Linked DNA regions of Homo sapiens: region 1 is linked to region 2. The links are chromatin loops, found by intact Hi-C in ENCODE. Cell type or tissue: Caco-2. All regions are shown on one strand. Each heading gives the region's core, and the rest is flanking DNA. Links, peaks and the distances in the headings are about the cores only.

What was found. Peaks named below come from ENCODE experiments on the same cell type or tissue, not always from the same donor. Only the 100,000 strongest peaks of a DNase experiment are listed, where the experiment ranks them.
Region 1: it touches region 2 in a loop (4-fold over the local background); 3 of 110 quality-filtered maps call a loop at or near these places.

What each region holds. Positions count from the first base shown.
Region 1 is chr4:151,643,763-151,646,262 of GRCh38, reverse strand. The region is part of intron 9 of FHIP1A (FHF complex subunit HOOK interacting protein 1A); the gene reads right to left. Among named protein-coding and RNA genes, the nearest start is that of GATB, 120 kb to the left of the region's middle. RefSeq lists an enhancer at 1-124. In Caco-2, for the core only: a CTCF peak has its summit at 1,427 (motif pointing right); a DNase peak (open chromatin) is centred at 1,462.
Region 2 is chr4:151,113,979-151,121,229 of GRCh38, reverse strand. It overlaps SH3D19 (SH3 domain containing 19), which reads left to right. Exons shown (of 20, transcript NM_001378122.1): 20 at 1-949. Among named protein-coding and RNA genes, the nearest start is that of SH3D19-AS1, 6.6 kb to the left of the region's middle. In Caco-2, for the core only: a CTCF peak has its summit at 3,687 (motif pointing left); a DNase peak (open chromatin) is centred at 3,669.

The sequences.
Region 1 (2,500 bases), core at 1-2,500, 530 kb before region 2:
TGGCCTGTGCTTTCCCCTTTTCTCTGCCTGACCAATGCCTTTCATTCTACAAAGTCCAGCTTCAGTGTCACCTTCTCTGAGAGGGAGCTAATCCCTCCCTCCACTATGCTCATGGGCCTCTATTAAGCAATATTATCTTGTATCACAATTACTTCAGTCTACCTCCTGAATATAATGTGCTACCACAGCAAGGAGCTGCTTCAGTCATTTCTCTTATAATCCCAGAAACTCTGGCTCATTGCAGGCACTGAATGGCAGCAGCAAACAACCACTCCATAGTGTAAACCTTTTCTTATGTTCTTACGTGTGGCCAGGAGAAAATATAATGGTAAATGACTCACTGAGGATCACTGGGCCCCATTTCACATAAAACACTTTTGGTTGGTGATCAAAAGCATCTTAGTATCATTTTGAACCTGGGGACAAGAAAACCTGAGCAACCATTTCTGACACACCTGGAGCACATCAGTGGGCTTCATGGCTAGAATAAAGTGTGTTTAAATGACTTACTTTCTTAACAGGGAAAAAAAACATACTGCTTATTTAAACAAAAATGGAGCAAATGGGATAAAGAACTTATAGCCAGAGCCAAGCATCACATATGTGTGCAGGAGCCAATTGCAGATGAGCCTAATCCCTTATGTGAACGATCACAAACTTTCAATCAGCCAGAGTGTTTTTGCTTCTGTATTTGGCATTTGAGAAAGAAGCCGTGCAGAGAAAAACAAGCTAAGATTAAGGTTTTTGTAAAAAAAAGATAAAAAGTACGACTTTCAGGACATGCCTTCAGGCCTGTAAACATTCAACCATCTCCCATACCTCCTGCTGATCCAAATGAGGAAAACCTAAGTTGATATTCCCAACTGATCCACTGCAAGAGCCAGAGTCAGAGAGGAAAGAAAGATTCCATTCTCTGTGTGGTACTTGATGCTGAAGGTTTTAATAATACTTTCCAGGTATGATATAGCAAACTTGCCACTTAACCTTCAGTTTTCAGAAAAAGCAAACCATCTAGGTAAGGCGGTCCTCATCCCCTCCTCCTACTGTCTCCATGGGCAGATATATATTTTGAACCTGCTGTCAGTAAGAACCAGACACACCCTGCAGGTCTGATGTGGTGGCAGCTGTTTTCATAAGCGCAGTTTCATGAAAGTAGAAGGTTACAAGGACAAAAAGGAAAGTATGGAACAGGGGGCAAGACTGTTCTGATTCTTGGCTTAGTTTTGGGGACTTTAGCAATGAGGAAAAATGAATGCTGCAGGCAGAAAATAAAGGAGCTCTTTTCCACAAGGATATCTGTGAGTAGAGATGCTCTGGTAACCAGAAATAACACAGGAGAGAGAAGCATTCTCGCACCTCTGTGTGAACCCACCAGCTGTGAACAAAGCATAGCTGGACCCCAGTGGGCACCCAGAGAAGACAATGCTGCTCTAGCACCACAGGAGGGCGCCAGGGTGCACAGCAGGAACAGGGGCAGCAGGTTGAGGGGTGGGAAGGGAAGGCAGCAGCAACAAAAGGGATCAGAGCAGGAGAGAGGACCATGGCTGATGCTGCTGTGGCAACCGTGGTGGGAGATTTGTTCATGCATATATTTAAGACTCCTTATTTGGGGGTGGGGTACTGTGCCTCATGCCTGCAATCACAGCATTTTGGGAAGCTAAGGCGGGAGGACTGCTTGAGGCCGAGAGTTCAAAACGAGCCTGAGCAACACAGCAAGATCCTGTTTCTATAAAACATAGAAGAGTTAGCCGGGTGTAGTGGTGTGTACTTGTAGTCCCAGCTAGTCGGGAGGCTGAGGTAGGAGGATCACTTGAGCCCAGGACATAGAGGCTGCAGTGTGCTATGACTACACCACTGCACTCCAGCCTGGGGGACAGAGTGAGAGCCTGTCTCTAAAAAACAAAAACAGATAAACAAAAAAGATTTCTCACTTGGTGATCCCTAGAAGTGATAAGTGATACTTTTTGTGTTGGGTGGGGGGTTTGGGGGTTGGGCCCAAGGTTTTCTATGAGGTGGCTGGGGTGAGAGCTGGGAAAATCTGTCCTGTAGCCATTGATGTGAACTCTTCCTATAGGCTGGTGAGGCCTAGAGAAATTCGGATTACACAGGATTTATGGTATCCTTATTTTGGTCATTAATTATTTAAGAAATAAACTGCTTCAATGCTTTTATATACTGCTGGAACAGCAATGACTGCTTACAGCTCAAACTAAGCATATTTCATGATTTAAGTTGATATTCATAGATTTTTATTCTTTGTTTGAAGTATTAAAAATGGAACACTGGATCAAAGCTAATAAAGCTATTTATCAAATATCACCAGTGGGTAGCTTGAAACTATATTAGAATAAAGACTTATTGGGAATTTGCAACTTTACAAACACATGCTTTCAGTAGAAACTAAAAATTTTCTTCTGAATAAATCAAATCAAGGGAGATCCCCTATTGGTTGAAAGAGAGTCTACGAAACTGGAAATGGGGAGTCTATTCAAATGAATAG
Region 2 (7,251 bases), core at 2,244-4,743:
AAAAACTGTGTCTTGTTATAGTAGTACATTATGAATCACATATAAAATCTTACAATACAGAACAACTGTTAAGATGGAAAACAGTGCCAAACCTCCACAGCTCATTTCTTTGTAATATAATCAGAATGAAAAATAATTTAAGAGGACAGAAGACTGGTACTTTTTTGTTTTATTTTTTCTCTAGCTTATCCCTGCACAATTATTAGAGTGAATGAAAAACCACTTTCCTGCTTTCCATTGTTATAAATTCTAAGCTTAAGATAAAAGTGGTTCTTTACATGACTGAATCAATTACAATTTATGGGCTAGAGCCAAATAGGTTGAAGACAATCATCCAAACAGATCAATGGAATAGAATTTCATTGGAAATGTAAAACACTTTCCCAACAATGGTCATGACTTTCTTCTGTTTTTGAGAAGAGTTTCATATGCTGGACCACATTTTAGCTTTTATTGTTTTTTTTTTCCCATTGTCCAAAAAGTTAAGCAACAAGTGGCCACACTTTTACGTGACTACAACCTGGAGTTCTGCAAAGAAGGTAATATTTACTTGGTCTTTGACTAAAGTTATCTCCCCATTCTATGGTTACATTTTATTTTGGACTATGGGGACTTCTAATACGTTTTGGTAAAGAAGAGAGTATAAAGAAAATTCTTGTCAAATTTCACTCAAAAGTAATTTCATGAGAAATCAATGATTTAAAGCATTATCCAAATTAAATTATCATTTGCAGCAAACTGTACAACAGCAGGAAGGATATGGAATGGAACATGAGGTATATATCTTTGCCTTTATAATTTTAACATCTTATATTGAAGATTCTGAAAACCTATCTTTATTAGAGGAAAATCTCAATCTTCAGTTTTGGCCTTCTGTCAGCAGAATGATAAGTGCAATAGTTGTAAATCTACTTGACACTGTAATAAACTGAACTGAACTTTCAAAGTCCCTTTCTCATACTAGACTGAGTTTTTTGAGAATGGAGGTGGTATCTTTTTTTTTTTTTTTTTTGAGACAGGATTTAATTCCCTTTGACCAGGCTGGAGTGCAATGCAATGTTGGCTCACTGCAGCCTCTGCCTCCTGGGCTCAAGTGATTCTCCTGCCACAGCCTCCTGAGTAGCTGGGACTACAGGCGCACACCACCGTGCCCAGCTAATTTCTGGTATTTTTTTTTCTTTTTGTAGAGACAGGGTTTCGCCATGTTGCCCAGGCTGGTTTCAAACACCTGGGCTCAAGCAGTCTGCCTGCCTCAGCCTCCCAAAGTGCTGGTATTACTGCACCTGGCCTGTGGTACCTTATTTATCTTTGTATCTCTAGTCCTTTGCACCATTCAGCCTCAATAAAGGTTGGTTGGTGGGTTGGGTGAGTTGGTTGGTTGGAATGGATGGATGGATGGATGAATGACTTTCACATACAGCAATACCATCTTGGATTCACTCAATATCTTTCCTCTTTAATTTTTGACATAAATCTATACTAAAAATTCACAGTTTTATGTCATTTCACTCTCATGTTCTATGTTGTGCTTGCCACTTATTACCTACTCAACTGACAGGAAGCAAAAAGGTAACATATGGGCTCTCGTAGATACTTTCTTTTTTTTTTTTTTTTTTTTGAGATGGAGTCTCCCTCTATCGCCCAGGCTGGAGTGCGGAGGCACGATCTTGGCTCACTGCAAGCTCCACCTCCAGGGTTCACGCCATTCTCCTGCCGCAGCCTCCTGAGTAGCTGGGACTACAAGCGCCCACCACCACGCCCGGCTAATTTTTTGTATTTTTAGTAGAGACGGGACTTCATCGTGTTAGCCAGGATGGTCTCGATCTTTTGACCTCGTGATCCACCCACCTCGGCCTCCCAAAGTGCTGGGATTACAGGCGTGAGCCACCGAGCCCGGCCTCATAGGTACTTTCTTATTCTGTATATTGATTGAATTCAAGGCAAGACTGAGCATGTTTAAGGAGAAACATAATTTTTATACTCAGTGAATTTTATGGGAGAGAAATAGGAACACATTCTGTTTCCTTTCAGGAATTTTAGGTTAAAATCTGATCTTGTTCATCTAAACCTCCTCAAACTAGAATCTCTTAATCCTTTTTCTTTGATAAATTAAACCTAGAGGGCTGGGCGCGGTGGCTCACGACTGTAATCCCAGCACTTTGGGAGGCCGAGGCAGGCGGATCACGAGGTCAGGAGATCGAGACCATCCTGGCTGACACGGTGAAACCCTGTCTCTACTAAAAATACAAAAAATTAGCCGGGCGTGGTGGCGGGCACCTGTAGTCCCAGCTACTCGGGAGGCTGAGGCAGGAGAATGGTGTGAAGCCAGGAGGCGGAGCTTGCAGTGAACCGAGATCGCGCCACTGCACTCCAGCCTAAGCGACAGAGTGAGACTCCGTCTCAAAAACAAAAAAAAACCTAGAGAAGCCTTTCCAAGCAAGGCGACTCAGTTGAAAAAAAACCTAGAGAAGCCATTTAATATATTATTCTTATCCTTTGAACACTAAAAGCGTTTTTCTTTAAAAGATGCCCTTGTTTACATGGCTAGAAGGGTAATGGAATATATCTGTCATTGTGCTCATATAAATCACAGGTCTTGAATTCAGTCTGTAATATTCAAAATGAAAGAAAGTGCGTTTATCAGAATTTATTAGTAGAACTTGCATTTGAAAAAAAAATTTTTCTATAAGATTGTAGATCAATACTCCTAACATTCATTTCTTAGTTTTTACTCAGTTTCTTAAGCTTACCTAAATATACCTAGAGAAAATAATGATGACTGTATGGACTAATAATTATAAGGCGATATATTCACTTTGGTATAATCATTAATGGTTTATTTCTTTTAATTAATGTCAAATGCACATGAGCCATATGATTCATGATTCAATGTCATTTTGAATGCCATTGAATGAATTCTTCACAGTGAATTTATTATTTTATTTTATTGTATTGTATTTTAGAGACAGGGTCTCACTTTGTTGCCCAGGTTGGAGTGCAATGGCATGATCTTGGCTCACTGCAGCCTTAGACTCTTGGCCTCAAGTGTTCCTCCCACCTCAGCCTCCCGAGTAACTGGGACTACAGGCATGTGCCACCATATTTGGCTAATTTATTATTTTTTTCATTTTATTTTTTGAGGTGGAGTCTTGCTCTGTTGCCCAGGCTGGAGTGCAATGGCACAATCTGGGCTCACTGCAGCCTCTGCCTCTCAGGTTCAAGTGATTCCCCTGCCTCAGCCTCCTGAGTAGCTAGGATTACGGGCACGCACCACTGTGCCCCGCTAATTTTTTTGTATTTTTAGTAGGGACCAGGTTTCATCATGTTGGCCAGACAGGTCTTGAACTCCTGACCTCAAGTGATCCATCCGCCTCGGCCTCTGAAAGTGCTGGGATTACAGGCGTGAGCCCCGGCATCCAGCCTAATTTTTTATTTTTTGTAAAGACGGGGTTTCACCATGTTACCCAGGCTGGTGTTGAACTCCTGAGCTCAAGCAGTCTTCTCGCCTCGGCCTCTCAAAGTGCTGGGTTTGCAGGCGTGAGCCACCTTGTCCAGCCAACTGAATTTTTTTCAGAACTAACGTGAAGTCATTTTCTAACTTGTGCCTTTTTACTTCACTGTAATTAAAGAAGGAAAAAAAATAGAAAGCCTGACTCAGAACAACACTACCATCTAGGGGCCGCTCTCTTAATTGCGAGCTCATCCTGTTATACCACAGAAGAGAGCCCTTGGAGACCAGAGTTCAACTTGCAGAGGTTAAATGATTTGCCTAAAGTCACAGTTACTTGCAGAGCCTAAAGTAAAACCTATCTCTGCGGATTTCCAATCCAGTTCTTTTTCCGTTTATTATGGCAAAGTGATAACATTTTTTTTAGCAGTTAAACAAGAAGAATTGATCCGTTTCATTGGCCTGTAGTGGTTGTAGCCTCTAATACTTAACGATTAGAAAGAATTACACAGTATGTATTAAAGCCTTGAAGTTTTATCCTTCAGGAAGAAAAGTCCTGTCAGCTTCTTGGTTTTATGTGGACAATTTATATTGATGTTACCTAGAAACTGAAACATGAATGGATCCACTAATGTGGATTCCTTTTTCTCTTTAATAGAAAATATTCAAAAATTTAGAACATCAGATCTTGTACAGCTGTATCTTGTAGGGCTGTGCCCTTGGCAACAGTAGAGCAATCATAAATCTAGATTTTCATTAAAATATAACACAAAACACTGTTATTAGTATTTTGGAGTATAATAGATTAACCAAAGCACTGTTAAGCTGATAGATTTATATTTCAGAGTCTGAGACATATTCTGATTTTTTTAAAGGAATTCTAATTATATGTATACCATGGATTATTTATCTTCAAGTACTGTAAATTAGGCAATAATTAAATGAAATATTTGGTTGTCTATGTTTCACAAAAATTAACTAACAATACCAAAATATTGGCCTCTGGCTGAGCACTATGACTCACGCCTGTAATCTCAGCACTTTGGGAGGCCAAGGCGGGTGGATAACCTGAGGTCAGGAGTTCAAAACCAGCCTGGCCAACATGGTGAAACCCTGTCTCTACTAAAAATACAAAAATTAGCCAGGCTATGGTGGCGTGGGCCTGTAATCCCAGCTACTGGGTGAGGCAGGAGAATTGCGCAAACCTGGGAAATGGAGGTTGCAGTGAGCTGAGATTATGCCACTGCACTGCAGTCTGGGCAACAGAGAGTGACACCATCTCAAAAAAAAAATGTGTGTGTGTGTATATATACATATATGTATATATGTGTATGTGTATATGTATGTGTGTATACATGTATGTGTGTATGAATGTATACGCATATGTATATGTGTGTACACGTGTGTATATATACATATGTATGTGTATGCATAGTATATACATACATGTGTATATATACATATGTATGTATATGCATAGTGTATACATACATATGTATGTATATGCAGTGTATACATACATATGTATACATACGTATGTGTATATGTATATATACGTATACATGTATACATGCATGCATTTATACATATGTATGCACATATATACATATACACATATGTGTATACACATACACACACTTTAAATATATACATACATATACACATACGTATGTATGCGTGTATGTATATACATATACACATACATATATACATATACGTATACACAAATGTATATGTGGTAATATACACATATATACTTACATATACATGCACATATACACATATATATACATACACATATATACGTGTATATACATATATGTATCAAAAAAATAATAATAGGGCCGGGATGGATGTTATACACTTCTAGGAGCTGACACCTGCAATAATTTTTCTGCCTTGACTTCTTTTTTTTTTTTTTTTTCTGAGACGTAGTTTTGCCCTTGCTGCCCAGGCTGGAGTCCAATGGTGCGATCTTGGCTCACTGCAACCTCTGCCCCCAGGTTCCAGCAATTCTCGTGCCTCAGCCTCCGAAGTAGCTAGGATTAGAGGTGCCCGCCACCACGCTTTGCTAGTTTTTTGTATCTGTATTTTTATTTTTGAGATGGAGTTTCGCTCGTCAACCCAGGCTGGAGTGCAATGGTGTGATTTTGGCTCACCGCAACCTCTGCCTCCTGGGTTGAAGCAATTCTCCTGCCTCAGCCTCCCAAGTAGCTGGGATTACAGGTGCCCACCACCATGCCCAGCTAATTTTTATATTTTTAGTAAAGACAGGATTTCACCATGTTGGTCAGGCTGGTCTCAAACTCATGACCTCAGGTGATCCACCCGCCTTGGCCTCCCAAAGTGCTGGGATTATAGGCATGAGCCACCGTGCCCAGCCAATTTTTTGTATTTTTAGTAGACATGGAGTTTCGCCACTTTGGCCAGGCTGGTCTTGAACTCCTGTCCTCAGGTGATCCACCCGCCTCACCCTCCCAAAGTACTGGGATTACAGGTGTGAGCCACCGCACCCAGCCCTACTTTGACTTCTTAAATGATCTTAGCAAATGGAAACTCATTACCCTTCATAGCTGTCACACTTGCATTGCCTATCACAGCGTTACGTCAGAGAATTAATGACTCATTAAATTGGTATGACTGGATATTTAAAGATACTAAAGATTATTACTGAAATTTGGAGCTGTGTTAATAGGATTTTGGTTACATTTCTTTTTAAGAAATCATTTCAGAGATACATGATGAAATATTTACATTTGATAAGTTAAATTTGCTTCAAATAATTGAGGAGGAGAAATTGTCAGGAACTGTGCAGTGTTTGACATTTTACCCAACTTGTAAGCTAAACATTTAGCCTGGCATGGTTTCATGGATGTTAGCAGAAGACATGAGACTTCTGGGACAGGAGCAAAACACTTCATGATAGCAAAAGTGAGAACCAGAGTTTCGTGTTCTTATGTGTCAGTTTCCCATACCCCACCAAATCCCGAGGAGGTGATGCAAAGGGCCCATTATACAGTGAGTTGTGTGACAGGAGAGGAACACTGAGATCCACCACTTTTATAGCAAATGGAAGCAAGCTTGCTTTTTTTCCTGGGGGAGACGTTACCTCATCCTTCAAGGTTGCTCACAAGGGTGCAAACACAGCCCTGAGAAGTGGCCAGGGTAAAGAACAGTCAAGGGATTGTATTCTTGGCATACTCAGCAAGAATGTGCAGAGACACTTAGGGTATACAGCACATTGCCTCTGTCACTATTCACTCCTCAGCCTGACACATTCTTGGCCAAACTTAAATTTTTACACAAGTGTGCTACTCTGACAACCACTTCGATTAAGCTAACCAACAGAAGCCAGAACCAAATCCACTCAGTTTGTCTCACATGACGTTTAATTAAGTCTATTATCAAGACTCAAAGCAGCAGATGAAGCCAACCTGCAGTATTGATCTCAGTCTTACTCTCCAGGGTCCCAGACAGCTTACTGTGAATAATCTCAGGGAGTACCAGTAGGTCTGATTTTAGGCAGCCATGAGGTATTCTAGGGCCAGGGTATTTTATTCATTAAGACCTGTACAGAGTTTAAACTGATCTGTTAATCTCTGGTGTCGCTGCAATAATTAGACAATTGATGGGCCAGAAAGCGACCTCTGTCCTTAATGGGGAGACATCTCATGACCCATTTTTCTCCTACCCATTTTTCCCCTATATACCAAAATATAACCCCAAAGGACACAAGTCACTTTGGTTCAGGACTCGTTGCTAAACCTGATTTGTATCATCACATTGGTTAAGTCACAGGGGCA